Regions from separate parts of the Homo sapiens genome. Here region 1 is linked to region 2. The links are chromatin loops, found by intact Hi-C in ENCODE. Cell type or tissue: gastrocnemius medialis. All regions are shown on one strand. Each heading gives the region's core, and the rest is flanking DNA. Links, peaks and the distances in the headings are about the cores only.

Evidence for each region. Peaks named below come from ENCODE experiments on the same cell type or tissue, not always from the same donor. Only the 100,000 strongest peaks of a DNase experiment are listed, where the experiment ranks them.
Region 1: a loop joins it to region 2, with 2.1 times the contacts of the local background. A loop is called at or near these places in 13 of 110 quality-filtered maps.

What each region holds. Positions count from the first base shown.
Region 1 is chr13:44,151,329-44,166,758 of GRCh38, reverse strand. It overlaps SMIM2-AS1 (SMIM2 antisense RNA 1), which reads right to left. Exons shown (of 5, transcript NR_104065.1): 5 at 12,680-13,112. SMIM2 (small integral membrane protein 2) reads left to right here and starts at 5,502. Exons shown (of 3, transcript NR_197392.1): 1 at 5,502-5,614; 2 at 5,828-6,156. It overlaps SMIM2-IT1 (SMIM2 intronic transcript 1), which reads left to right and starts at 8,537. Exons shown (of 3, transcript NR_046843.1): 1 at 8,537-8,737; 2 at 12,714-12,813. RefSeq lists an enhancer at 6,371-7,570. In gastrocnemius medialis, for the core only: no CTCF peak of the experiment used is centred there; DNase peaks (open chromatin) are centred at 6,028, 7,558, 8,438, 10,648 and 4 weaker places; H3K4me3 peaks cover 785 bases; H3K27ac peaks cover 7,099 bases.
Region 2 is chr13:44,295,466-44,310,895 of GRCh38, reverse strand. No RefSeq gene overlaps it. Among named protein-coding and RNA genes, the nearest start is that of SERP2, 71 kb to the left of the region's middle. RefSeq lists enhancers at 3,574-4,197, 3,773-4,972, 9,325-9,514. In gastrocnemius medialis, for the core only: a CTCF peak has its summit at 9,602; DNase peaks (open chromatin) are centred at 6,935, 9,375 and 9,685; H3K27ac peaks cover 5,829 bases.

The DNA of each region.
Region 1 (15,430 bases), core at 4,924-12,923, 140 kb after region 2:
ATGAAAAGGGTTTAGCAATAGTGCATGGATGAGGCAGGTTAGATGTTGCAACTATCAAATCCCACAGTGTAGTCATGATGGTAAGGAGATGAGGTGAACTATGAGCCAGCCAGTAAGCATGGCACATAGTATGTCTTAGCTTGGTAAGTGTTAATTTTTGTTTTCACATGTGGTACACAGTACCCATGCAATAAAAATTTGCTGGATCAAGTGAAAAAAAAAAAGAAAAAGTTATAAAGAAGATGCTGAATTTTCTGGGAAGCCCTCCTTCCTCACTCCAAATGTTCCTCTCTCCAAACATTGTTCTTTAACTGATTGACTTTGTTGAAACAGGCACATTTGGTTATTAGGGAAATATATGGTTAGAAGCTTAGGAAATTGTGACAAAGGATTTTCCATGCTTTCAGCAATAGGAGGCGTAGTCAACCAGTGTGTTAAACTTTGTAAAAAGGAATTGCGGGACTGGTTTCGCCCCTGCCCTGCCTCCCTAGACAGAACCAAGAGATGACCGTGATTGGAAATGGTACCACTCAGCAGCTGTTCTTATTGGCTGGCTCACAGTTCACCTCATCTTACCATAATGACTACACTGTGGGATTTGACAGTTGCAACATCTAACCTGCCTCAAAATCTCTTCCTCACTTCCAGGGAGTTCCACTGTCCCTCCCTTAGTTTGGTGTAAGATGTAATCACAGCTTTAATTATTAGTTTGAGAGAAACAGGGAGGCGGTATCACGACTCCATCTACTCAGCTATGAATGAACAACCCAGCTCTTTACGACTAACTCCCAAAACAAACATCAAACCCCAAAGCATGAATAAAATAGCTATATTCATCATACAACACAACCAGGGCATGCCTCCTGTTTTTGCTCCTTGTGCAGTATTTTTACATTCATCTAAAGCTTGAGTACAACTTTTTCTGATACTTTCTTCTGACTCATGAAAGCATACACTTAATCTCCTGTAGACAATAGAGGATTCTATTTAGCTGTAATTGTGGAAAAGGCATCATCAAGGTTGCTAAGCAGCAGAAATTGGTTTATTGGAAACAACTTTCTGTGAGGAAAGCACCCCTTGTTCCCCAAGGATGTGTGTCTTCTTGTTGATTGACTTGCTGAGTGAATTCTGCAAAAGATTTTCCCCTTATACCTATGGGAGTACTGGGAAGGCAAAGCGGTAGAGAAAGAATCAATGTTAGAAAGTGGATGAGGCACTCTTAAGCAATTAAGGGACCATGTTTCTTCTGTCCAGAAACCTCTAATTAGGAAATCTGAGGCCCTGTTTGGCTGTGTGTCCTTTGCCCTGCTGTCAGGCCTCATTATGGGCTCCACCAAGATGAGGAAGGAACTCAGAGACAGAGAAGGGACATGTGTCATGCTGGGATGGCGATCAGTCAACCCAGGAAAGGATGTGGACTTAAGCTATTCCTAGTGACTTGAAGTATCACAGTTGCCACACTCATTTAGTTTAATTATCTAGACTAGCAGTTATGCTCATGGGACCATGAAGGTAAGAAAAACAGTAAAGCTACCTGTGTAAGTGTATGTGTTGGGGGAAAACCATTGGCATTTATTGAATGATTAATATGTGATAGTTTTAAGCATTTTTTGTGTACAAAAATTAATACTATTAGTTTAACATTCTTTGAAGAGAGTGTGGAGAATGTGGGTCAAGATTTCAGATTTGTGATGGAGTAGAGTCTAGACCTGCCTGTTTAGGCCACAGTGCTATAATCCTATAGTTCAAAGATTCCCAACCAGCCACATAGTGGTATGTAGTCAGTGGGTCACATGTGAGCTGAAATACTGACCCTCTCAGTCCTCAGGAGTCTAGGTAGTTTCAGTGGTCATGAGGCCACTCAGGTGGTCACGTGTGGCCATAAGAAGATTCTCCTTTCAACTTAACCTATGTAGCAGATGTTATAATTTTTAACAAATGTATGACAGGAAGTTAGAAAGTTGTGAAGCAATACTATGGTCTGTTTCCTATGTAATATGGATTGCCCTGACTTAACCATCAAGTGAATGGGATCTACATCTCTATATAAATTCTTTAGTGTAACTTTTCTGTTCTTCTGCTCGTCTAGATAATAGGATATCCTCCTCCGGGTTTTTCCCAACATATTCATGAAGGTTTTAATTAAAAAAAAATCACTACATTTCATTCATTCATCCCTTCTAGTTATCTTCCTGACCACCAATCTCACATAGCAATTTGCTGCTATTTAGTATCAATTCATTCAATCGTGGTTTGTTTAGAAAGGTCCCTGGGTGAGGTATGGGGCCTACCAGGGTGACCAGCTTGTCTCAGTCTGCCAGGAATATTCCTGATTTTAACACTGAAAGTCTTGTGTCCCAGAAATCTCCTCAGTCCTGAGTAAGCCAGGATCATTGGTCACCGTAGGTCTAACACACATGTAGATTTGTAATTACAGACAGAAAGAAAGACCCTTCTTTGTATGAGTAGGTGGTTTGGGGAGGAGGGAAGGAGGAGGAGAATTTGGCTTCATATGGATAGGTAGGTGTAGGGGTGATGGGGGTGTTTCACACAAAATAACCTCATATTTTCTTTACTGGGTAGATACAAGGTCATCTGCAGAGAGGAAGGTGGGCCGATGGTAGAAGAATTGTCACTTAACAAATCCTACTTCTTAATACATTCTTTTAAAACAACTCAACAACAACTTGGGTGCATTTATATGCTTTGCATGAATGTATTCTGCCATTTCTGTGAGGAAGCAAATTATTACGAATAACTACAAAAATGAAATGGTTATATATTTATTTTTTCAAAAACAAAAGGCAAATTCCAAAGGTATAATCTAAGATGAGGCATCATGATCACAGAGGTGCCTGTTCCCATTACTGCCATGCTTTAATCCACTTGCCCTCAACTGTCTACCATCCTCCGGCTCCCCATCCCTCACATCCTAAATAACACACCTAGCTTAAGTAACAATTACTCACTTAAAAGTGGGAAAATATGGTCAGTATTGAGGGAGTGTAGCACCAAAATCTGTATCAGTCAAGGTTCTCCAGAGAAAGTGAACCAATAGGATATGTATGTATGTATGTATGTATGTATGCATCTACTATCTACCATCTGTCTATCTATCTATCTATCTATCTATCTATCTATCTATCTATCTAAGAAGGGATTTATTATAGAAATTGGCTCATGCAATTATGGAGTGACAATATGCCACCTGCAAGCTGGAGACCCAAGAAAGCTGATAGTGTAATTCAGTCCAAGACCAAAGGCCTGAGAACCAGCGGGGGAATGCTGCTGGTGTAAACCCTGGAGTCTGAAGGCCTGAGGACAAGGAGCTCTGATGTCCGAGGGCAGAAGATGGATGTCCCAGCTGCGGAAGAGTGGAATCTGAATTGTGGCCCTCAAAGACCCACTGGAGGGCAGACACTGGCAGGCTGTGGGAGAAGCTGAGGATAGGGTGAGTGAAACTCCACACGTGACCTTGGACAAGTGCCTAAACTTTCTGTGCCTCTGTGTGTACATCTGCAAAGTGAAGTGGTGGACTTTGTGAGCCCCAAGGTTCCTCATGCATTCTAGAATTGCAGCACTTTCTGAGGGATTGTAAGAGGAAAGAAGCAGTTACAGAAACACAATTTTGAAATGCTAGGTCTTTGGTATTTGAAGCCAAGGAAATGGCTAGGGGTCTCTGAAAAAAAAATAGTATTATGAATAAGATGGAACCAGACAGCACCCTAAAAGTTTGTGACAAAGGAAGTCTCAATCCTCACATCAGAAGCAAACTTCTCACTGTATACCTTTACATTTTATAAAACATGGTCACATGGAACAATAGCTTGCAGACTGGGAAGCACTTGAACATAATAGTGTTTCATTTGATCCTCGTACACTCTTGGGAGATAGAAAGCATTATTTTTACTCTCTCTATTTTATGAACAAAGAAAATCAGTTTCCAAGTAGTTAAGGTCACAGAGCTGAGTATTGGGCTCTGTTCTTATGGATTTCTGTACCCTCCATAGAGAATGGGGTCAGTGGGGTCTTATCCTTGAGCAGCCGTGTCAGAAGTGGGAGCCCTGGGCATAGAGCCTTAGGGACTTATGGAACATACTGTGTCCTCACTAGGCTGGAGCAGGGACTATGGTTGTGGATGCCATAATTGGTCTGCTTTGGAAAGGGCTTCCTTTATCTCCACCAAAGAGATATCACCAAAGATCTGGGGGCAGCTTGGCCAGTCTATGTGCTGACTCTCTGCTGGAGCTGTCTCCTAATCAGGTCACTGCTAGAGTTCCTCTTCCTAAATGTCCCAGTGCCATGACTTTGGTGCTCTAGCTTGTGGGATTGAATCAATCTAAGAGTCCAGAGTCTATGAGGACTCCTTCTTCTCTATTGTATGCTGCTGTCTGAAGCTAAATGCTATTGTACAAGTTTTGTTGCTGTTTAGATTTTTTTTTGTTCCCAGATTATTGTTCCAAAAATAGACCTACGATATATTCTTATACATTTGAATTTAATTAAGAACCTTTTTCTCAATGACATAAATATGGTTTTACTATTTCCAGCCAGGCCAGACAAAGATGCCTGAAGACAGATTTCTAAATGATGCTATGTGCCAATTTCTCTGATCTTTTTAATATTGTAACTAAGGGGCCTTGCTCTGAGATGGTGGTTTACGATTTTGACATGCTGTCCTGTACCACTCTCTGATCACAAGGGAATACGTAGAAACTCACCAAAGCAACTGCTGTCAGTCATCAAAGTGGAGCCACATTGTCCCTTCTAACCTCATAAGGATCCTTATGGGATTCAGGATGATCACATTTTCAGTGCTCTAAGGACTGTCTCCGTATGACCCCAGCCATACCATGCCCATTACTGATGTATTTGACCTGTTGAGCCTCCAACAGCATTGCAGACTCCACTTTTTGTGTTCCAACAGGACTAAGGCCAGAAGCGAATGTCCTATTTTTTCCTGCCATTTCTCTGCTGAGCAACAGTTCACCCTTGAAGCTGCTGCTGCCTAAAGAACAGGAGAAGATTCAGGAATGCTAACAATAGTTACCTACATATCGCATGCCCTCTGCCCTTGCCCATTGTAAGAGCCTCACCACTTGGATCAGTAAGAGTCCACACTTGCTCAGTACATCTTGGTGCTCACTTCAGCTGTGGGCTCTGATTTAAACATCCAGCTCAGGGGATGCCTCTTTGGTGCATGTCATAATCAGGAGAAGAATGCTGGCTTTGGATTCTGGAACTGACTCCATTTGTAGTGAAGAGTTTGGAGAGCATCAATAATGGGATGGCAACATTCATTCATTCATTTATACCTCTAACCAGTCTTTCCTCACATACTGGTTGAGTACTCAATACGTGCCCTGTGCTTAGCTGAGTACTGTTCAATGGTGAACAAAGAAGACATGGTCTTAACTAGAAGTTCCTATTTCAACAGAGTAGCCCAAGGAACTTCAACCACTTTTGCTACAGGTGTATTAGTTACTGCCAAGAGTCTGTAAGTGTTCATGGGCCTCATTAAGCTCTGCCTTCCTTCTGCTTTTTGGAGCCTGGCCTTTGGTTGGCCTTGAATGAAGAGTGGGGCCCCAAAAGTACCACTGTCAGCACTCTCCAGGTGAGTATTATCCTGGGAGAGGCCAGGGCATGAGGAGGGCCAGGGCGTGGGGCCCTCTGAAGGCTGTGTCATCCCAGGCTTCAGCCACAGAGGTTTTATTACGGAGGAAAGCTGAGCTGTGAGCACGTTGCTAGGCTGTGGCTATTTATTTTTATAAACGAGCCTTGTGCTTAATTTAGAAACCTGCTTTTTCTTTTTCTTTCTTCTTTCCAGCATCATCTGGCTGTCTGGCACCATCAAAGAATTGCATTTCTGACCCAAGAAGAGCTTATGGGTGGATGGGGGTGGGATGGAAGCTGGGGAGAGGATTGATGCCAGCCAGCTGCCTCACAGGGTGCTGGAAACACGTGGCCATGCCATTAGCATCCTGTTCGGCTTCTGGACGAGTTTCATCTGTGACACCTACATAGTCCTCGCTTGGATCAGCAAGATAAAAGGCAGCCCTGATGTTAGTGCCTCCTCTGATGAGCCATACGCCAGAATCCAGCAGAGCAGAAGGCAATGCCACGCAGAAGAGGACCAAAGTCAGGTGCCAGAAGCAGGTGACATCTCCACTCTCAGTTCTTTGGAGGCAGCTATTTTAATAGAACCACTTTACTGCAGCTATTTTGACATGAGGATATTTTGGTATGGCTCAAAGATTCAGCCGATAAATGTTCAGCTTTTTAAAAAATAAATGATGAGTAAAATAGGCATCTTGCAGGCCATCTGTGAGCTTCACCTCAACCTTGATCTTCACCTCCCCCCCTCCATTGTCAATCTTACCTCCAGGCATCAAGGGTGTATGGATTGGTAACAGATGAAGGAAAGGACTGGTAGAGGTTCAAAATGAAAGAAATAGCAGGTCAGGACTCCAGGAGGGTTGAGGGTCTTTTAAAGTAAAACAAAACAAACAAACAAACAAAAAAACAGGGTCAACCAAATTCAGAAGTCAGGTAGAAGTCAGAGAAGGAATGAAAGATGGGAAACTGGTTATAAACCAAATACAGCGAGTCTGAATTTTGGCTTGTTTTGAGGCTGCTGTATCAAAACAGTTGTGTTGGAAGAGCTGCATGAAATTGTTGGGCAAGAAATAGTCCACTCATGATTCAGATAAGCTCATTTTGCCTCTTCCATGGTCGATTTCTGACTCATAAATGTCTATACATTTCACTTTACGGCTTATGTGAGCCTCAGTTTCCCCACATAAAATGCAGATGATGATGTTGGCCCTTCCTCTTTCCCCACCTTTTGCTCTCCTTCCAAGTGGCATGATGAGGAATGAGCCAGCATCTTGTAAACTGCTCCAGGCCACCTGGAGAAATGTGCTTGCGTAAATAGTCGGCATTAGTATACGTGAGTCTTCCATGAGTAAAGAATTTCAGAGTTGGCAGCCGTCTCTGCCTGGTGATTCATGTGGGCACGATGATGCCCTTAGCTACAATGTATGGTGTGGGTGATGAATTTGTTCTTGTCACAGCAGAGGACTGAGTATTCTTTACCCAAATGCTATAGATTGAGTTTGCACATGGGAACTAGATTAGCTCTGAAGAGAGTTGAAAGGAACCTGACATTTCTGCCTACAATCTAGAGTTTCATTGTACAAACAACCGCAGCAGCACATTTGTGCCCAACCATTGGCTCCCTTTGCCAGCAAAGAAAATCTTCTAAATTCTTCTGCCATTTGTCAAACCTGCCAAAGTCCCTGGAGGCAGTTCTGGTATAATTGAAGGTGGAGAAAGATAATATTCTCTCTACCAGGTTTCACTACTTCCTGTGTTGGTTGTTCACAAGGGGAGAGCTTCTGCATCACAGGATGAAGCTTCGGTGATTTAGATGTGGAATATCCTTCCAGGATTAGGGCAAGGAGGCCCCAGCTTCCAGAACCCTGTCCTGCAGCCTCCGCGTGGCTGGGCAGCGGCCTTCCTTTGAGCCTTCAGGGTGGAAACGAAGGACACGTGCGTCTCTGCAGCACTTCCGGCTTTCGCTCAATCCTATTTTCAGAGCCAAAGCGCCATCTCCTCTGGTACAGTTAATCTTTGTTCCTGCCACTGACCCTTCTATCTTTATTACTTTTCACCACGTCCTGGCCTTCAGATTTCTTATGGATTTGTCTCTCAGGCGTTGTGTTTTGATTCCCTCCTCACATTTACTTCCAAGTGCCAAGAACAACTTTGTTCCGGCAGAAGGATATTATTTGGCTTAAAAAGAAGAATGAGCAGTGGCTTCTCTCCATCAGCATTCTTTAGGTTTACGTGGGAATTCATTCTGGGAACCATTTAGAGTCTCCTTCAAGCCTCTCCCTGACCGACAAAGTTTCTGTCCCAGAGAGTTACTTTGCTTCCATTGTTTCTAAGTGGATGATAAGAACCTTTCTTTCTGAGCCTGTGTAGAAGGACTCAACACCCCTCCCCTCAATACTCCCCAGAGTATCCATTGGCTGGGCCCACAATGGATACACCCTGAGTATTGTTACCATTGTTATAGACTTCAGCATCAACTCCAGTATTTGGTGGTCCAATAAACCTTGAGTCCTCTTCAAGAATTGTTAGTTTTTCCCACCTTTGAGAACCACACTCACCCTTTAAGGCAGCTCTTCCTAAGTGACTGACAAACACTCCCTGGTTGAGCTGGTGGGGGCAGGTCCAGCCAACAATGGCTTCTCTGTTGACATCACACAGGCCTTAATGACACAGACTAGTCACAACAGCTGGTGCCCTCATGAGTGCCTATTAATATTTTGGGTAAGTTGTATTGCCCCATCCACCACTCTGTATAGTGATTCTGGAATTTGCTATTTGATACAAGCAAACGAAGAGATGGAAGGGGCTGTTCACCACTCAGTCTGCAAGCAAGCCTGTCGTGCCCATCTGCCAAGAGGAGTCCTTGTGTGCCTCCAAAATGGCCTGGTCCTTAACTTGATCTGCTTGGACTGATTGCAAACAGTGGCTTAGCTTCCTCTAGACCAGAGGACATTCTGTGCTCCCAAAACAGAATGCTACACATGGGAACAAGGGAAAGGGAGGCTTTGAGAGGTCAGCCAGCAAGGCCCCTGCTTCAAGCCTAAAACCAACGTAATTAGGTGAAGATTGAGCAGGATAAGGCTTTGCAAGGAACATCCCTGCCACGTCAAGGTGATCCCAGGTACGTGAATTGGCTCCTTTTGAGTCTTCCTACAACTCTTGGAGGCAAATAGGGCGGGTATTATTACTCTAGTTCTACCAAGGGAGAAACTAAGTTCTAGAAGTCAACTAAGGAAGTTATGTAACTTACTGGCGGACAGGACACAAGAAACCTCAAATTCCTGACATCTGTTCCAGTTTTTCCCATCACCCCATGTTGCCCTTCAGCAGGGCTTAAGCAAAACAGCCAACGCAAGTCCTAGCCTTTCCAGCTGGGCTGAAGTTAGAAACTGGCATGGATTTACAATGGAGTAGCTGGGGCCTGGGAGGCTACAGATAACTGCTTCTACTTGCTCGTATTGCAAGGCAAGGCTATATGGCTCAGCAGGGCTGAAACTATTTGGAGACTCGATTTTTACATGGTCATGGTGAGGGGGAGTGCAAATGAGAAAAAGGTACAACAATTTGCATTTGTGTGTGTGTGTGTGTGTGTATGCACATGTGCACATGTTTGGGCACACAGATGAGAAGACATTACTGTCATGATGGCTGTTGCAAGTGGATGGAGCATGTTCCCTTGCAGGTCATCTGCAGCTTCATGGACACACTGTAGCTTCTTACCTAAAGCTTCCACATCTCTGCCTGATGGCTCTCTCTGGCCACAGAAATTTGTTAAGCCCCATGCATGGGGAAGCCCAGAAGAGCATCAGAGTTAAAGGGGCCTGGAGCAACCCTTAACCAATGAAGGATGGAGCTTGTTAAAAAAAAAAAGTCTCCGTTTTTTTATACCCCCTGCCAACAGGAAAATCGAGGTGTTTTCCACTGAGCCTTTGAGAGGGACTCCAGAGGAAGTAAAACCCAAGTGCTCTGTGCAGCATCCTGCTCATGTACACCCCCTTTATTGGCTAACCCACCTCTCTCTATCTTGCTTCTCCAATCCCTCACTGTGTTTCTGGGGATCATATCCCCAGTAAACATGTGCATCTAGATTCCTGTTTCAGGAATTGAAACTAAGACAGTGGCCCAGTTCCTGCCTCCTGAGAGTGCCTTGTATGTGGTGGGTTTTCAGCCCCGCCAGATTCCTGCTAAGCGTGGCAGGTATGCATTTCCATGTTGAGCATTGCCCCCTTTCAGCCATTGACCAGGAAGATTTTGGCTCTGGCAGAAATAATTATAGAGTTTTTCAGGTTGGAAGAATCTCATCTCCAGGAGGACCCCTGCAGTAGTCCAGCAAGGATAAGAAACAAAGAATGAAGATGGGTGCATGCTTGTGGTCTCAACTGGGGAGGCTGAGGTGGGAGGATCACTTGAGCCAGGGAGTTTGAGGCTGCAGCGAGCTAAGATGACACCACTGCTCTCCAGCTTGGGTGACAGAGACCCCATCTCAAATAAATAAGAAACAGTGAATGGAATTAAAACAGTGAACGTTCACTAAAAACAATGCCAAATTGAAGCAAGCTTGGAGTTTTCTTGTTGAGCACATGGGCTCCTGAGCAGGTGCAGCCTCAGCTACTCCTCATTACCTTTCACCGGGCAAGCCATGCCAATAAGATCTCACTTTCACAGGGCATGTCTGGATTGACTTACTGTCTAAATTTCTCTTAGAGCTGCAGCAGGAGAGTCCTCTGCAGCATAGGAAGGTAGCATCAGAACTCCCTGGGGTAGGATCAGGTTCCTGGATGCTGCATTCCTATCAGTTCTCCGGAGTTCCAGCAGACAGCAGATTCGACTTGCAACCAAGCAGACACATGAAAGTAAATGTGCACTCCTAACATTTTGTAACCTGCCTCCCACAAAACAGAAGGCAGTCTTCCCTTTGCCTTATTCCCAGCCTTGCTCTTGACATTTTTACAGCCGACTTTGCATTTCTGACACCTCCCACTTGAATTGGCTCCTGGTCTCTCCTGGCTTGAGAATCCTAGTCACGTGACCCATCCCAGTGCACGCTCTCGGCTCTCTTTACGGCCAGGCCACACACCTCCTCGTCTTGACATTTAGGGCTTGTCATTTCTTTTCCTCTTCTGCTCCAATAAATCAGGACCAGTCAACATTCACTGCCCCCTGGGTGGTGTTTAGGGAAGCTGATACTGGGCTGAGGAGGCTTTTCTGTGTGCACGGGGGTTGAAAGCAAGCATTGCCTTTCTGCTTCCAATCTGTGGCTTTGCGACAGTGAGAATGAAACCCTGGGCAGGAGCCCAAGCTCCATGTCCAGGCGTCTTGTCTGACTTGTACAAAGCTGAGTGCTCAAACCAGACAAAGCAACAATGGCCTGCTCCTGGGTGCTGCCTTGTTTATGGCTCAGACCTGTGCCGCTGCTTTAGCTCATTCACCTCAGAAGGTCTGGTGTGGAATGGAATGATCAGCAGCCCGAGAACACAGAGGCTGTGCCAGTTCTGGCCCTCCCTGCCTCCCATACCACATCCTGGAACGTGGGTTTAATCCAGCCTAGAAGCAAAGGGGAAGCAAACCTCTTGAGGAGTGCCTAGTGGCGGGTGCTAAGCGATGCCCTTCAAGGGCATGAATGTATGGGAGGATAAAGTCATCAGAAAGAGAGAAAGCAGAAAGCAAGGGAAGATAGGAAATGGGAGAGAGCAAAATGAGAAAAGAGGAAAATGAATACACAAAGTGATCAGTAGGCAGAGGAGTAGCTGGCTGCCACTTACAACTCTTTGAGTGGCACTGATGCCATTTGTTATCCATCCCTGTTTCAAAGTGGGGTCAGGAGCTAGTGGATGCATGTGCTCTCTCCAGAGAAGACACACAGCTCAGATTTTCAAACCATGTTGCCCCCCATGGTTCCCTATATTAGAATTCAGCACAACTCTACTTGCTCAACTGTGAGAGGTCTTAACCAAACGGTTTGAAGCTGCTTTATAACAAATAAATAACCTGTGCAAATGTAAGATGATATATTTTTCCTCCTGTTCACCACAAGACTTGAATACACATTATCAGCACAATCCCCAAAGGTAATTTTAAGATGCAGGTTTAGAAGATTCTTTTCAAGAGACCATGACAGGTAGGCTGAGCATAATGTCTGGCACATAGTAGGTGCTCAATAAATGTCTGAAATTGAGTTAGTGAATGATTGAATATGAGAGACAGATCAAGAAGAATATTTTAACAAGAAGATACTTCAGTATTTAACACTGATACTTTTCAGAACATCTGATTGTTTTTGTTCTGGGCCTCACGGTTTTAAGGATGAGTGAACTTTCCAAGTGCACACTCACTGGCTGGCCTGTGATCACACACACATGCGCCAGGGTGCTAAGTGCAAGGAAGATTTGGACAATGCACAGTAATGGTGGAGGTTGAACCTGGCCAGGAGATTCTGGAGAGGTCTCTAGAAAAGCAGGTTCCAAAGCTGCTGAGGTCTCACCAAGCAGACCAGGCCCTGGAAGACAAACATAAAGATAGCAAAGGTATATGAAACAGCCTATTGTGTCAGAGAGGTGCAATAGTATGGCTGGGTCAAATTGGAGTGTGTGTGTGTGTGTGTGTGTGTGTGTGTGCGCGTTGGAGGGTGGGGCAACCACTGGCCTTTTTGGTCACCATGGGTTTTTCAGCGCCTTCTATGTGACCAAACACTGGCATTAGTAGGTTTCCCTTCTTTAGCTCTTCTGGGGGAGCTGAAATCCCATGTATAAGCTATTGCCTTGTCATGGCGGAGGGTGTGAGTATACTCATGTCTCCCTAAGGCCTCATGGTTTATGGTAGAGGACAATGATCTTTTATCTTCAAATCGCTTCATGGTGCTTATCTGGTTTCTAGTCTGTATTTCACTCTGCTGTGAACTACCTTGGGGAAAAACCTTCCTGCTTTTTGAGCACAGTGAGCACAAAACAGTTTTACAGAATGGATGGGTGCATGGGTGGACAACGGCCGGAAAAGATAGGTGGCTGTTCAGAAACCTACGAAAGCCCTTAAGCTCTGCTGTTCTCTCTTAAGGCAGCAAAATTCATTTTTTATCATGAGTACTCTTTGTTTATTACTAGCATTGCAAGTTCTCCCCTGAGGCGCAGAGCCCAGAAGACATCAGCGTGGAATGAAAAGAGTCAAGGATGGAGCCCCCACAGGACTTAGCAAGAATGCCAAGTAAGGGCTGTATAGGAGGGTGGCCAGCACAGGCCCTGAGGCCTGGGAGGAAGGGGAAGGGCTTGGAGGCTTTGCAGACCCTCAGACTCTTGGGCCTCGAGCAGTACCCGCAGACACAAGTCCTAGTGCTGGAATATTGTGCACACATCTGCTGCAGAATGCCTTGGGAGCCAAAGGATTTGATGAAGCTCAAATCAGAGTAGATAGAAAGCAATTATGTTTTTGCATCCTCAGCTCCTGCCACCCTGCACCTCCCTGGGGATGCACTTGTGGCATTTGGGTGTTTTTCTCACAAAGGCCTGGAGAGAGAAAAACATCCAGTCACCATCTAATAAATTATCCATTATGTCACCGCTTCTGCTGGCCTCGTTCTGACACTTCTCCCCTTCTGATTGTAGACAATAATTACCCTCTAATTGCTAAGATAATCTTGCTTATGGAGCTACAGCAGCAATGAAAAGCTGTTGTTTGTTAGGGCTCATCCTGAATGTTGATTTAAGCTGAATTACACCTCAGTTCGATCTGAAGAGCAACCCCCAGTCAAATGAGGCAAGGTCTTTGGAGACCTGGAACTGGGTGCCACAGCATGTTTCTAGCTTCTCTCCTGGCCTAAGAGCTACAGAGCTACACCTGACTTGAGAGAGGTTACTTATCAGCCCCTCCACAAACAGGGCCCTGCAGTGGGATGGATCCCTTTGTGTCTGAGGGCCACCCACCCGCAGTGGATAGAGAATGACTGAAGGAAGGCAGAGAGTGCACCCAGTGCCCCCCACCAACAAGTGGATTTCTCTGCAATTCAGATTGGCCTTTGACTCTGTGCCATTATGTCTTTCTTCAAAGCACATAACTGAATGGCAGAAAAATATCACAAATCATTAACGTAATTAGTGTTTATTGGACACCCCATATTCACATTGCTTGGTGCTGGATGCGGTACAGCCTGAGAAGCTTATTTCCTGCAACATGAGCACAGAGTCTGTGTGGAAGGCACGGGGCATATATGGAAATCTGCGGCAGTAGTATTGGACACACTAACAAGCATCAATTTTCAGATGGGGTAAAATGGAGGAAGAGCTTGAGAGAATGCCTGAGTGTGAGCTGAATGGCAGGCTTGACAATATACGTCACTTAGTTGATTACTTCATTTATCTACCTCTATTTATTGAGGACCTACTAAGTGAGAAGTATGGAACAAGGCACCAAGAATTTTAAAAATAACCATTGCCCAGACATTTTGAAGAGCTCACATTCTGCTGAGAATTGAAGTGTGAATATACTATATAAATGATTGGAATACAATATCCATGGAGAGTAGGGAGTATTAGGAAAGCATCAAAGAAAGGCTGATTGATTCAGCCAGAGGAGATGGGAGCTAGCTTTGAACTGGGCCTCGAAGGGTTGGTGAACTTTTGAAAGGTTGGCTGAAGGCATTTTTGGCCTGGAAGCTGGAAGGGCATGGAGTAGTTAAAGTAATGTGAAATAGTTCTGTGTGACCAAAGAACATCCAGGGCAAGGCATCGTGAGGGGATGCAGCTGGAGAGAGGCTGAGAATAGCTAGTTCTGAAAGCTTCTGAGTGTCCTGTGAAGGCTGTGGGCTTTACATAACCGGCTTTAGGTAGACAGAGGGCATAGAGAGCCTCACTCTGGCCGGTGTGGAGGGGACTGGATGAAGGGAGGGAAGGACAGGGCCAGCAAGGCCTGCAGGAAAGTGGTCAACATTACTGGAGTTGCAGGAAAACCTTTCAGAGATGCATGGGAGATGGAGTTCATTCGGCTCTTGTGTTGCTTTTCTCTCTTCAGTGCCTTTGGGGTACCCCTACACACAGTTGTCTTATAATTCTCCTAATTTTCTTATTCTGGAAGACTTTCCATATATTTCTCTTGGGCTCCGAGTTCTATCCTCTATTTCTGTAATGTCAGGCTGTATGACCAGTTTTGTTTTTGGTTGGGTAAGAGAGACCAGGGTGCACACTCAAGTTAGTGGAAGTTTCCCACCACAGGCTGGACTCAACCTGAAGTCCCTTTTTATGGCTGAAACAACTCTTTTCAAGTTGATAGATTCTCACTCGAAGTGGAAGTTATTTGCTTAAGGATCTGGACCCCTTTCTACATACTCCATCAGAGATGCTAATCATTTAGGGGTCAAAGGTCAGCTAGCCTATAAACACAAATTTATTGGACATCTGCTGTTTACACATCACACTGCTATTCCAGGTTGTGTTCCAGAAAGAGTCTAGACTCTGAGTCTCTGCGAAAGTCCTTTTAATCCCTTCCACTGCCAACAATGCTTGCTGCTGGCTTGGGACAGCCTGCCTACGTGCTGTTGCAAAATGAATCTCTCTTAAAACACTCACAAAGCCTGACACATGTCAGTCAGTTGGACTGCCAGCACCTGCCAATGGACACAGAAACAAGAGAAAGGCTGGTCTCTGGACTGTTTTCCAGATAATAAATCTAGCCATATGGAGGAAGCAGCCTCTCCTTTGGAGATGGTAAATCAATTTCCCTAAAAACAAACAAATCTGCATTTCTCTGAGCCTGTTTTTCCCATTTCCCAAAGTTAATATATTCTGGATAATAAAACAAAAGGAAAATAATAGGTTGATGCAGCACCTTC
Region 2 (15,430 bases), core at 4,777-12,776:
CTAGATTGAGGATCTGTATGTGGTCAGGTTTTTTTTTTTTTTTTTTTTTTTTCTTGAACAAAGCTACTTGCTGGCCAGAGAGAGGCAAATAAATAAGTCACTTACCACAGGCAACCAGGGTGCCCATTTGGGACTGGGTGATGTTCGTCGTGATGGGACTAATTAACTCTGGAAATGCTGAACAGGTCATGGTTAAGACCCTTTTGAAATGATTGGTGCCAGGCTTTTCCTGGGCATTAGTCCCTGTCCTCCCCAGATCCCTCACTCCAGCTACTGCAGGATGCAATTGACCAATGGCCAGAGAGACACAGCTGACGCCACGCTGAAGTGCTGAAAGCAGACAGCGCTGTCATTCATCTCTCTTCTGCTCCCGGGGCAAGGGGTGGTGACAGCTTCTTGTTCTTCTCAGGTGCCACCAACCCCCTTTTGATCTTCAGTCTGGTTAAACTAAAAAAATGTTTTAAATGACTCCATCTACTGAGAATTTCAATGTTGGCTCTATTACATTCCTTAATTTACGCTTGTTAATTTTGTCTGACTTGGCTTGCTTAGATTCCTTTGGACATATGATCCTTATGAATAAAACATTCAAGGGCCAAATGTTTGAGTGGGACATCTTGACGTGAATATTCCTGGAGAGTGGCAGAAAGCGTGGATCAGGGCAGGTGCCTCTGTCCCAGAGTGAGACCTAGAAACAGCTGTGGTGTGCTGGAAGGAATCCTCAAACCTGGAGTCTGACGATGTTTAAAGGCTGATTCTGCCACTAATGAGCTACTTGATCAGGCGGATTGCTTCCCCTCAGTTTCTTTAGGAGACGGTGTGCTGTGTAGTACTAGCACTCTCATTTTGCTGTCTCTGGGGGAAGATTATGCATCCTTGTCGCATTGTACTAGGTGTGGCCATGTGATTTCTGGCACCCCTCCCTCCTGCTGGCGAAGGACTATATATCCCTGCCCTATTGACGTCAGGCTTGGCTGTGAGATTTACTTTGGCTGGCAAAAGTGAGTATGAGGAATTGTGCCACTATTGTATAGATGCTTTAAGAGACATTGTGGTTCTGCTATCTCCATTTCTCTCTGTTACTGAGTCCTGGAGCAAAGAAGGCATGGACAAGGGCTGTAGCTGACCCATCATACATGTGTGACATGAGTGAGAAACAAACCTTTGTTGAGGCAAATGCTTAGATTTTTGGGGTTGTACATTGTTGTAGCATCGCTTAGTTTAAACACATTAATGCAACAGGGAATAATGTGATCTACTTGGTGGGCTTTTTATGAGAACTATTTGAGAGAATTAACCAAAAAATGCATTGCTTGCCTATGAGGTCCCAGGTACTGTATTCAAGGTATAAGGGCCACAAAATTGTGTAAGGCATGGGTCATGTCCTTCAAAGAGCTCATAGGAGAAGAGACAGAGATTTCTAAAAGTTATGTCAGTAACATTGTATAGTAGACCTATGCTTTTTGCAAGGCATTCAGACTGGGCCGTCACACATTCTCAAATTAAGGAAAACCTCTTAACATTTGACATCCCCCAGAAAATGCTGAAAGAACAGTGAGTAGAAAACAAAAAAGGCATGATGATGTGGATGCTGGGCAGATGGATGGGACCCCTCAGGAATTGAGTAGCTCACTCATTAAACCTAAGCCTTACAGATCAAAATACTTTATCAAACCCTCATGGAAATATTTTAAGCACGTGGTTGCTTGCAAGAAGTCAAAACCATAAATGTAAATGATCTAAGAACGAAGAGTATGTGGTATTTAACCTGGCAGTACATGACATGCAGTATAGTTTATTGCTTGATAAATGGCTGGTCTAAAATTAGAGAATTGGGCTAAAGTTAGAGAATAAAATTCAAGGAGATCCACGATGTTCTTGTTCTAATCAGAGGTTGTTCAGTTATCCAAAAGAGAAACCCACTCAAAGCAGTTCAGTTTAGAACTGGGGAGTGGAAGGATAAAGGGGAATCTTGTGCACTGGAAAGGCTCCCAGTCTCTGGTACCCCTGTCTGTCTCTCATCTCCATTTCTCACTGAGAATGTCCCATGTTCCTCTCTTGAAGCTAGCTTTCCCAGCAACCCTGCAGCCTCCTCACTCAGTCTTGCCTCCTTCTGCCTTGCTGCTGTGGCTGTGCTGACCTGGCCCCTGTCTATGTGATGATGATGGTTAATTTTATGTGTCAACTTGACTGAGCCATGGGGTACCCAGAGAGTTGGTCAACATTATTCTGTAGGTGTCTGTGAGGGTGTTTCTGGAAGAGAGGAACATGTGAATGTGCAGGCTGGGTGAAGAAGATGGTCCTTCCTAACGCGGGTGGGCCTCATCCCATCAGTTGAAGCTCTGCATAGAACAAACAGGCTGACCCTCCCCTGAGGAAGAGAGACTTCCCCTAGCCTGTCAGCCATTGCCTTTTTTCCTGCCTTTGGATTTCGGGTAGGTCTCTCCTGGGTCTCCAGCTTGCCACCTGCAGATCTTGGGACTTGGTAGCCAACCTCCATAAGCATGTGAATCAATTCTTAATAAAAAATTTCTCTCTCTCTCTCTCTCTCCCCCTCCCACACACACATGATGCATATTTATATCATATATATATATACACAATGAACTACATCCTATTGACTGTGTTCCTCGGAGGAGCTTTTACTAATACAGCCGTTGCATGGATTCAGGCTCACAGATTCCTTGGCTGTACTCTCTAAGTCTCAGTAGAATTCCTGTGGAAGAGTGACTCTGATTTTCTCTCAGCCGGGTGACTGTGGCCCCATCAGCCCTGGAGGGGCATCATGTGGCCTCTGGGAGCCACCCCACTCAGATTAGGGACAGGGCAGGTTCTTGAAGGTATTATGGGTGGAGAACAAATGAGTCACATTCTCTCACAGATTTCCTTTCCAGTTAATAGAACTAACTTCACTTTTATAGACTTGAGAAGAGATTTTTGCACTCTTTATGAGGCCACCATGGGGCTTATATATCTGAGTGTTTCATTTCCCAAAAGGCTGGTACAATAAATGGCTCCCTTCTGACCTTCACTTGCTTTCCAATTAAAAAAAAAAAAAAACAGGAATAGCAACACTTTGAGCTTATTCTTGCAAATGTCCTTTGATGCAGTTTAGGAACAATACTATTGTTCCACCATTGCCCTCCTAGAGCACTGGGCCCGGAATCACCGGGGCCAGGAACCACTAGTTCATTATGGGCTCTTCTCTCTACCAGATATGTGACATGGGGCCTCAGTTTTCTCCTCTGTAAGAGGGGGTTAGCACTCACTGCTGGAGATACAACGAGTGTTGTACAAAGCCTGCTGACAATTTCATTCCATTTAAATGTTAAGATTGTTCAAGAATTCCAGGATATCTTAGCTAGAAGCTACGTTCATTGTAAAGATAATGAAACTGAGACTCAAAGAGACAGTATTATTGATGCGGACATAAACAATGATTCTCACAATTCTCTGGTTTGTTCTGCTCTGACCCTTTCACCTTCCACAAGGCGGTTTGTTTTCTTAGCTGGGAGGGTCAGGGATCCCAGGCTGCCTCACTTCTTTTCTTTTCTCTTTTTCTCTTTTTTTTCTTTTCTTTTCTTCTCTTTTCTTTTTCTTTTCTCTTTTCTTTTTTCCTTCCTTCCTTCCTTCTTTCCTTCTTTCTTTCTTTCTTTCTTTCTTTCTTTCTTTCTTTCTTTCTGTCTTTCTTTCTCTTCCTTTCTTTCTTTCTTTCTCTTCCTTTCTTCCTTTCTTTCTCTTTTTTTTTGTGTGTGTATGAGTGCAGCTGAAGCTAGCAGGTCTCTTCCTCCTTTTAAGGACTTTCTTCCTTTCCCTGGGGCCACTCATTGGACCCCCTCTGAGGTTAGGTGTGCGATCTTCCTCCTTTATAAGGAATCCAGGGCAGCAAGCTGCTCTTCTCAGGGCAGACTTGCCTACGGCAGGCAGGGCTTAGACTCCTATGACAGGAAGAGTCAAAAGCTGTAGATCTGAGTGAGGCTTCAGTCTGTGGCAGGGAAAAGGCACACCACACAGGCGTGCCAGCCCTGTGGCCAGGTTTTTCGGGATGTACGGTTTGGCAGAGCCGAGCCTGGGGTGCCCAGAAAACAGCTTTTGATGTAACGCCATAGAGGTTTTTGAACTCGGCCTGCAATGCCTTTAATCTCTCTTGGCTCCGATTTCCCAGGTTAATTTCCTGACATCTAAGGAGCTTTGTTTAGCGTGTGTAGCTTCCTGCCTTTTATGTCAGAGCCTGCGAACTGACGGAATCGTGGAGTGAGCCAAGAAACTGGGGGTGGGGGCAAGCCTTGGAGGCTCTCTTCCTTCTTTATTTTCCTTAGTCGCACACTCACCCTTAGTCACTTTTTTCCTTGGATATTAGCACAATAGAAGCCTCCTTATGTAAGATGTAAAAGCAGGGAGGGAGGGACCTGGGAGGGCTTGGTGAAAGAGCCTGGTCATTGTGTGAGTGAAGTCCTGGGGGAGGTTTTACTCTGGTTTTGCTATTTTGCAGTGATATCTAATTAATGCCTTTGGGGAGCAGTCACTGAGGGCCAGGGCCCTGTGTCCCCCCATCCCAGTTCTCTCCACTCTCTTTTCTCTGCCATTCAAAGACCCTGGCAACCCCAGACTGATGGAGAGAGACAGAGTGAGTGATTACCCCCACTCCGTTGCCTGGCGTGTGCTAACTCCTCTCTTTCCCCTCTCACCTCCATCTTCTCAAAGGGTGGCCTCCTCACCAGTTCCTCATTTACATTCTCTTTATTTGCTTGACATTACCATTCTATCAGAATTTGCTCAGCTGCTTGTTTATCCTTTGTGTGGGTGAGTTCCAGCGTTTCTGGCCGCTTCTGGACAGCTGGCCTGTGCCTCTTTGACTTAGTGCATAGGCACTGAGCAGGCACCTGAGTAAGTGTTTTAAATTGTGGCAGATGTTGCAACACTTACCTCTTTCCAGGGGCTGTGGTGAGGCTCAATTAACATTTCAGACACCCACACTGCAAGTGCAAAGTAGTTAAGTTTGAGAACTCAAATGTAAAGAAAACAAACCGATCTCTTACTCAGTAGCGGCCGAATTCATTAGCTGGGGAGATGTAGGGAAGCCCTCCTGCCACTTAGGAATTATTTAGAGAATATTAGATGAGAAGGGACATCAGAGAGCATCTCCTATAAGCCCACTATTCCTGGGTCCATGTTGGCCATTTTGCTCTTTGTTTTTATAGCCATTGAGTCCTCAGTGCCCAGGGCAGTCCTTGCCATTCAGCAGGGGCTCAGAATTGATTGTTGAGTGAATAACTGTGACTACTCACACCCTGGCATCTCACAGAGGAGCACAGATCTACTGAAGTTAGATGGGATTAGGAAGATTACAGCCTGTCTCCTGCCTCCGAAGGGAGTGACTTTCCACTTAATTGACTTGTTTGTTTTGGTTGTCTAGTGTGGATCCCTGACTGCTTCAAAGGCACTCAAGCTCAGTCTGAGGGCCTTTAGGAAGCATCTCAGAACTCCCCCACTTGCTGAGGAAAGCCCAGGTGGGCACCAGCAGGACACCTGAGGCCATCTTTGTGGCAATTAAGAAGACTTGTTGAGATTGGAGGTGCGAGTGGGGGTGAGTCTCCCTCAGGCTTGGCTGGGTCTGACAATCCGAGTATGCCGTGATATTGATAGCGACAGGAGGCAGCCAAATGCCTAGGTAGATAGGGGCAGGTCCCTGGTGAAACCTCACCTCCAAGCTGAAGAGTTTAAAGCCTGAAAGTCAAGTTGCAAGTTAAATCCTTGGGCTGGATTGAGAATTTATATTTGGCGTGCTTTCCTCTGATTGGTCCTCGCACTTCACCTATTTTACATATACCTACTCTTTCCTAATTGGTTTTCTATACTGTTGGGCCCACCTTTGAGTGATGTCTTTGCTTTAATCTTTTTTGCATACTCACAAACCAATCAGCACACACTCCCCATTCTGAGTCCATAAAACCCTATGGACATAAAAGACACCAGCCCAGCCACATGGGGAATGTTCCTGCCTTTGGGTAGGGGGAACAACCCCGTGTCCTCTCTCTGCTGAAAGCCGTTTTCATCACTCAATAAAATTATTCTCTGCCCTCCTCACCCTTCAATGTCCAGTGTATCTTCATTCCTCCTGGGTGTGGTACAAGAGCTTGGGAATCACCGAATGTGGGTACAAGGTATAACCCAGGTGAGCTGGGGAACGCCAGCATGGCTGAGTGAGGCCCGGGGCTGGCAAAGTGACCAAGAAGAAAAATCCTACATCAATATTTGGCCAGAGACAAGTGCTCCTGAAGGCAATGCTGTTTGCGATAGCATCCCCCTGAGGGTTGTCTTCAGAGAAGTTGTTAAGGGGGCACACAACCACACAAATGTGCAGGGCTGGCTTCGGTGGAGCCCAGGGTATTTTTCACTTGAAAGTCTACCCTTCTAGCAGTTAAAAACAAACAATGAAATTCTTAGAAACAAAACCACTGTGAACAAGAGATTGTCTTGGTTCAGGAATTCCCACAGCCTCTGTAACTCTTGGCCTCTCTGTTTTTCTGCCTCTGTTTCTTTGTTTCTGCCACTTTGCCTTTCTGTTTGACTGTTTTTGACACACATATATGCACATGCATGCACATGTACACACACACACACACACAACGCAGTTAATTCTTTCCCCCAACTTTCATTATCAGCAGCCGTGTACCTTCTGCTCTGCAGCACAGACAAATCTTGGGTAAATGGGGAGGATACCAAGCATTAAAGTTAAGCTGACTTGTATTCCAAAGGACTGATTTGAAATTGTCCAGAGCCTCAGGAGGAATTGCCAAGGACATTCAGAGAGGCCATTTGGATCCCCAGGGGGATGATGCAGCAGGTGCAGAGGGGACAGTGGTGTCACTGGCGAGGAGCCCAGGAATGATCATCAGGGACCACTGGAGTCACATGGGAATGAGCCCTAACATAGGTCCCTGCTGCTTCTTGGCAGGCCCATCTCCTTTCCTGCCGCTGGCCATTTGGTGACCTCCCAGAGGCTGTGGAGTCAGACAGGCTTGGACTGCAAACTCCAGCTCCGGCCCAAGTTAGGGGCTAAAGCCAAAATAGCAAGGGAATGCAAAAAAAAGGTAGCTAATGGGAGGTTTTCCCTGCTTCTAGGCCATGCCTATGGAAAAATGCCAGTGATGGGAGTCCAATTCTAGAAACTTCTTGAGCAAGACACTTTATAGTCCTGAAGTTAGGCTTTCCTATGCTTGTTTATGGTACTGAGGCAAGGCAATGCCATGATTTCTAATTCAACTCTTTTTTTTGTTCATTCCTTCCTATTTCCTCTACCACCTAGCTACCTCCCCAGGGTGTTCATAGGAATAAAGAGAGTATGTGGAATTGCTGTGAGCTCCTTATAAGGAAAGTGTTACATAAACACAGAGTATTTTTATGTGTGCATATAAAATATATCTTCTCTGGCTAGAAGGGCCTTATTCACGGAGCTAAATAAAACAGGTTTATTTGGAATAGTAGCAATCCCAAAGGACCTGAGTATTGCAAAAAGCTTGTGTTTTGGGAAATATTAGTCAAGGGGAAAACTGTTTCTAGCATCAGTTTTTTTCCCCCATCTGTGAAGTCTTTTTTTTTTTTCCTTACACCACCGGCCACCCCCATCTGTGAAGTTTAACTTGTCTCTTACTGTCTTTGTTTTATCTTGATGAGGTTCCCCATGCATACTCATACGCTGGCATCTCTGCATAGTCCCTAATGTGGTTTGAGGCAATGGTGTGCTGGTAAATGTTTTAACAACTCGCTCTTTGTGGGGGATGACGGGGGCCTTATTTTGTAGTATTTGCCAGTTTTCATGATGTAAATGCTCCTTACCATGGCCAGTTTCAAGCTATCAACATGAGTGATTGCAGAGTTGGCAAAGATCCCCTACAGTAAGCTACCATTATATGGCTTTCCCACCACACAGATAAAGTATACATAAACAACTTCAAGAGCACAGGCAATACTAAAGTGTAGTAATGAGAAGTAATGAGTTTTGAGAGTTTATTACATTTTCAAAAATATAATTTATTTAATTCTTTTGATTTAATTTTTATTAATGGCTGTGTTAACAACTGGCTTGCAAAATTTCAGAATATTTAATAGTTGCTTCCCTGGAGCTGGTGTGAGCTGCCCCCAGCACAGCACTGGATGAGGTGTTGACCTTGATATAGCCTTGACTCCTCTGAAGCCCGTGGTTCACTTTGCCAAGGCATCTATTGGGTATTTCCACCTGGATGTCACACTATGATGGCAAAGTAAATGACTGTGAGAATAAACTCCTCATTTCCCCACTCACATCCCTTTCTGCCTTCATCCAAGTTAAAAATCTTAAAGTCACCTCTTTCCTCCTTCTCTCTCGGTCTTCCCGCTTGCTAGCCAACTATTACCAAGTCTTCCTTTGAAACATCTCTTAGTCATTCTCAAACTTGGCTGCACACTAAAGTCACCTGAGGAGCTTTAAGCAAATCCTGATGTCTGGGTTCCACTCCTACGTATTCTGGTTTAATCAGTCTAGGGTGCAGCCTGGACATCATGATTTAAAAAAGCTCCCAAGGAGAAACTAATGTGCAGCCAGGGCTGCCAATCACCATTTTTTTCTTTCTCGTTGTTATTATCTTCTAATTCAGTATAATGAAACACAGACTTGGTGATCCAACAGACTTCGGTGTGAATCTTGGCTTTGCCAAAGGGTATTCTTTTTAAGCTCCCTGAGATTCTCTTTCGCCAACTGTACAGTGGGAATAATGACCCTTTTAACATACGGTTATGTAAAAATGCCTCAGCTGAGCAGATATACAAAGCAGCAAGCAAAGTGTGACATGGAGGCTTGTATCATGGACCAAGTGAGGAATCACTAAAGCCTGAAATACAGTGATTGTCTACTGATATGTCTTTCTAAAATCTGATGTTTCACACCTATGCTCCAAGTCCTCTGTTTTTTCTCAATTGCCCAATGAATTAAGTCTGGACCCTTTAACCTGACCACATGCCTTCATATCTCACCCCAACCCACGGTGTCAGCCTCATACCTGCCCCATTTGCTCCCGTGTAACCTGTGGCCCAAACTCAGCAAAGTTTTCAGGGGTCTTCAAGCTTCCACATCTTTGCGGCTGCTGTTCCCTCTGTCTTGAACACCGTTCCTTTCCTCTCTCACCTGAACTTTCCAACACAGCTGTTAAAGTACAACTCAGAGGTCACTCTCTACAAAGTCTTCCTTGACTGCCTCTGACAAAATTAATGATCCCTTCTTTGTGTTCCCACAGCCTTTGGTACAAACCTTATTTAGCATTTGACTACATTATTTTAATGATTTGTTTTCATATCTGCCCTCCTTCAACTGTGGCTGAGTCATCTTGGTATTCCCCAATGGCCCAACGCAGATGTTTGCGAAATAAATGGGTGCATTTCCTGTCTCATTTTTCATCACTCTCTTGTCCTCCTGTATAAGAGATATGCCAATAGACTAGGTGGAGCGATCCTAGATCAGAAAACAGTACTTATAAGTATCTTAAAAGCCCCATTGAAAAGATATTTAAAACTCCCAGAAAAAGACTCCTCTCAGATCCCACATGGCAAAGCATATTGAAGTGAGTGGTGGCAGACAGGTGAATAGCATACCCTTCACCCTCAGAGAGGCTGTGAATATTAGTCACCCATGCAATGCTGCCAGGAATCCCTCTGGGGCTGGCCCAAGTCACAGAACATGTGTGGATTGTTTTCTAAGCTGTGCTGTGTTAAAATAGCAACTCCCGGTTTGCCTCAGGTGTAGAGTTTAGGTTCATGGTTCACTGGATATTTTAGGAAAATAGGAGTGAACATTCCAATCGCTTCTCTCCCCACTCGTAGTGTGTGAGGTTGTTTGTTCACATGGCTCAGACTCCGCAGAGAGCAGATTGCTGATAATGGCCATCCCGTCTCCTGGCCCTCTCCCAGAAGAACCATATTTAAGCTCTCAGTTGATGTGAATGCCCGGAAAACATTACTCTCCAGGGTAAGCTCAGGGGTGGTGTTGAGGGGCTTTGGAATCCCCGATAGAGCCAGAGCCCTGGGCCTACATTAGAGAAGAGGCTAATTTAGCTGTTTTCTGGGAGGCCATAGGTCTAACCAGATTGTAAGAATGAATAAATGAATTAACAGAGGAATCCTTCCCCTAAACTTGAAAAAAGAATTTGAAACCCTACTGTAGATTTAACCATTAATTCTCCCCTCTCATCGGTCTTCCCCAGTCTCTCCTCCAAAGATTCACCCCCTTGCTTTTGAGCACTGACTTGTTGAATGCTCTTCACTGAAGATCATTTGACCAGACTAACCTTCAGTGGCAGACAGTAAAAAAGGCCATCAGTGACCAACTCCAGGTATGGAGGCTGGACGGCTCTCTAATGAACTCCGGCTAATGCAGAAGAGAAAACACTTTAAAAACCAAAACAGGTGAAGGTCAAGGAATGATGATAGAGTAGAAAATGCCTTCATTCCTTTCATTCAAGAAAATGGCATGCAGGTGGTTGTCACTGGGTGGATCCAGTGGGCATATGTGCCAGAAATGGCATTGATGGGATGGAACTGGAGGCTGGGGACATGTTGGTGAAGTGGTGAGGTAGTGACAGGGAGGAGGGTTTGCAGAGTTCCTGCTGATTCTTATGAAAGCTCCAACAAGGGTGAAGAAAATGGATCATAATCATAGAAAACGGCTACTCCAACTCCACGTGGTTAAGTAATGGACAGGGGAGTGTCTGGGAGTGAGGGCAACGCTACCTCGTATCTACCTGGACAGGCATGGATGACATTTACTTGTCAGAATCTTCAGGTGCTAAAGAGTATACGTTCTATGAAAACAAGTGTGCTTAGAAATGCGAATGCAATTAAATTACAGGATTCAATTAACAAATACTATGTGGGATGGTGAAAGATATTGTAGGATTGCAGAGCTGTGGTTTGAGGTGCGATACCCCACAGAGAGTGTGCAGCCACCACCTGGCAGTGAGGTGAGTCTGCTGAGACAGGCTTCTCTTGATTGCCTCTCAAGGTGCTCAGAGGCTCCTGCCATCTTGGAGCGTTTGTCATTGTGATTCCAAGATAGGAATTTGCAAAGTTCTGTTTACTGGCTGTACCCAGGGATGGAGGTGGAGGTTCAGAGGGCATAGTCTTGGCCACACCACCATATTATGGGGCCAAATCAAACACCCAAATAATAGAGTGCAGGGAGTCACACCCTTATGTCACTTGATTCTCATTATATCCTTCTGAGTAGACAGGGCATTAGTTGATTCATTCAGTCATTCATCTATCCATTCTACACATACTAAGCAACATGTACCAAACTTTGTGCTAGGAATTAAGAACATAGACAGACCTTGGTTTCAAGATGCTCAGAGCCTAAGAAAGAATATTAACTTTGGTACCAGAGTGTGAAAACATCAGACTAGAGAGCTATACAGGATGGTCTGAGGACACACAAGAGAGGTGCTGGATCCAGCCTTGGAGAAAAGTCCAGGCAGTCTTGAGTTGACCTTGAAGGATGAGTAGGAGTGAGTCAAATTACAAGGAGGCAGGGGGTAGGGTTCAGATTCCAGGAAGTGGGAATTGCATTTATAAAGATATAGAGACACGAGAAAGTGTGATGATGCGGAGGGAGTAGGCATTAGAGTATGACTGGAGCAAACCAGGCGGAGGCCTAGAAAGAAAAAGTCAGAGAGATAGAAGGGGTCATATCATTGAAGACGTTGTATATCATACTAACTTTTTAAAACTTTTTTCTAAAGTAGTGAGAAACAATTGAATATTTGTTTTAAATCAACTTCATTGAGTTATTTTTACATGCAATAAAATGCACTTATTTTAAGTGTGCAGCTTGATGAGTTTTGATGGACACATTTACCTGTGTGGTAAATAGAACATTCTTATCTCCTCCAAAATTTCTTGAGCCCCTTTCTGGGTAACACTTTGCCTAACTCCCAAATCCAGACAACCACTTACCTGCTTCCAGTCACAATAGATTATTTCTGCTTATGCTAGAGTTTCATATCAATAGAATCATACAGTATGTTCTCTTTTATATCTGGCTGCTTTTACTCAGTATAATGTTTTGGAAATCCATCCATACTGTTGGCTGTGTCAGAGGTTCATTCCTTTTTATTGCTGAGTAGTATTCTGTTGTATATCACAACTGGTTTATCCATTCATCTATTGATGGCTATTGGAGGTTCCAGTTTTGGACTATTCTAAAGTTACTCTGATCATTCATGTACAAATTATTTTTGGTATGTGGATGTGAAATCTTTTTGCCATGAGTTATTATTTATCTTGAGTAAATAACTATACAAATATCCAATAAGCACATGAAAAGATGTCCAACATCATTAGTCATCAAGAAATGCAAATTGAAACTACAATGGGAGACTAGTACATTCCTATTAGCATGGCTAAAATTACAAAGACAGACCATAACAAATGCTGGTAAGGGCGGGGAGGAACTTGGGCTATCATATACTGCTACTGGGAAAACAAAATAGTACACCCACTTTGGAAAACAGTTTGGCAGTTTCCTATATATATTCATATACTCACCATATGACCCAGAAATCCCACTTCTAACTTTTTTTTTTGAGACATAGTGTTGCTCTATCACCTAGGCTGGATTGCAGTGGCACAATCATAGCTCACTGCAGCCTCAAACTCCTGGGCTCAAGCAATCCTCCTACCTCAGCCTCCTAAATAGCTAGGACTGCAGGTGAGCACCACCATACCTGGCTAATATAATTGATCTTGTTTTTTATAGAGACAGGGTCTTGCTGTGTTGCCCAGGCTGGTCTTGAAGTTTTGTCCTCAAACAAAGCTCCCACCTTAACCTCCTAAAATGCTAGGATTACAGGCATGAGCCACCATGCTCTGCCTACTAAATTTTTAACCATAGAATAACTTTGATAAGGGTAGCAACAGGAACAGATTTGGTTCTTAAAGGAACACTCTGGCAGCACTGAAGATGATAGATTCTGTGTTTAGTCTTCAGAAGCATTCATTTTGATTGTTGAAACATAGCCCATCGTGTTTAAATATTATTTGTGACTAATTATTTCCTTATTGTGGATAGTTAGGTAATGTTAGGTATTTTGCTATTGAATAGTATTCTGAATAAACGTCTTCATGCACAGAATGGGTTTGTTTCTGCTGAATTGCTTCCTTAAAATGAGTTTCTAGGATTGAGATCACTGAGTCATTGTTCTTAAAATTTTTATGCTTTTTTGGAGCCAAGTGTTGTCTGACTGCCTAAAGATTGTACCAATCAATAACAGCATTTATATTATTAATTATTTTTCATAGATCAGAAAAGAGAAGCTCAGATTAGTGAATTAGCTAACACAGGTAGGAAAATACACAGCTGTGCTTTGGAACTGTGTCCTGGACCCATCCTTAGTCTAGTGGTCCTTTCTCTCCTGCTTGCCTCTGTTAATCAAATTGTTTCTTCTAGTCACACTTGGATCTACATGAGAACCCGTCCTCTGTGCCACGGACCCTGCTAGATCCGAGGACTACAAAAGAAGAAAATGCAGTTCTTTTTTTCGAGGACCTTATGGTCTAGGGACCTTCCCCATTTCCCTCCTCTCTGCCTCACTGGCATGGAGAAAATCTCAAGTGAACAGACTGAATGACAAAAGGAAGGAAAGAAAAAGTGTTAAAGCCATATGCCAGGCTATGGCTTGGATAATAATTTTGACTCAGCTTCCAGGACCATGCTGAGAATAGCGAGCAAATTGCATCCCATGTTGTGCCAGCATTTGGCTGGGTCAGCCAGCCACTTGGGTGAAGGCCTGGAATTAAAAAACCTATCTCAGTGGGACATGACAGCAGAGATTCAGTGTGAGCTTAAGAAGGAGGGAGAATACAGAAGCGTTCAGCGGGGAGAGTGACAAGTTGAAGCAATAGCCGGGGGAGTCTGATGGAGGCATTCTGAATCGAGTGCATTTTATTGTGAACAACTCACATTTCTTGAGTTCTTTCTGTGTGGTTGGCATTGTTCTAAGTACTGGAAGAAAGTAGAAGAAAAGGGTTTGGGGGCTGGAGATCAAGATGTTCCAAGAAACATCTGGCAGTAATCAATGCAAGTAAGGTAGGAGGTGGAGTATGGAGGTGGTCCCGTCACATTTTAGTGTGTTTCAGCTCTCTCCCTCCATCCCTCACTCCATTTCAGCACCCCCTTTCTCTACCGTCTCCCCAACAGCATGTCCTGGGCCTCCAGACTCACAGGTAGCTCTGTGCTGCTATCCCGGCCCCTCACAGAGACACCTTGCCCAAGTCTGCCCCCCTATGCTAGGATGACAGCCCCAAATGCCTGCAGATGCCAGTCAGGTCAGATGAGTGAGTAAAGAGGGGTGTTACAGGGGACCAGTGGTGGGGGCTGTGCGGAAATAGATAGCTCCTCACCATCTCAAAGGAGGAGCTGCTACTGCTCTGCCAGAGGAATACTGTTGATGTGAATGGAACTGGGCATTACTAGATAGCCCAAGGTTCCAGGAGTGGGGAAATGAGTTTATATGAGATTTTCACTGTGTTTAAATTTTGGAGATCCAGTGAATTTAAACATTTTTTTCCCCACAGTTAGTATTGGCTAAATAAAATAAGACTTTGGGCTGGCCTCCACTGGGGGCCTCTCATCTGCGCTTCTGTTTTAGGCAATGTCATGTTTCTTTTTCTTTCTCTCTCAAAGACTGTCTCTCACTCCTAGGGTCTGCTCCCTCAGGACCCAGGGAGGTGGCTGATCAGATAATTAAGTTCTGAGCTTCATAATGGCTTCATGGTGACAAATTTGCCATTGCCTTCCAAGCTATGACCTGGAGGTACTGGGGCTGATAGGGAAAACTGAGGCCCCATAGGAGGTGGGAGTGATCTCAGGGTGGGCTGGCCCTTTTGGTCCTAGCCCTCAACAGACCCTATGGGCAGCCCATGAGCTCTGACCCTATCTAGAGTTAGTTCCCTCTTCAAGTTTTCTGGGGGAACTCAGTGATTATTTACAAATGGCTGCACGTGGGCCTGGGGCTTGGGATGGAGAAGGGTTGGCTCTGGGGGAAGGCAACTGCAGAAATGCAGGAGTGACTGGCCCAGAAGCCTTCTCTGTGTAGCTTAGGTTTAGCATTAAGGCCCTATCTGCATTGCCCAATATAGTAGCCACTAGTCACATGAGGCTATTTAAATTTAAATTCATTAAAATTACATAAAATTTAAAAAAATGTTGGTCCTCGGTTACACTAGCCACATTTCAAGTACTCAATAGGCACATTGAGCTGGGTGGCTACTGCATTAGCTGGTGCAGATCTGGGACATTCCATCACACAGATAATTCTATTGGACAGCACGGCTGGGCCACCAGCCCATGAGGAAACAGGCCTGGGGATCCGGAGAACTGAATTTTGGTCTTAGTCCAGGTACC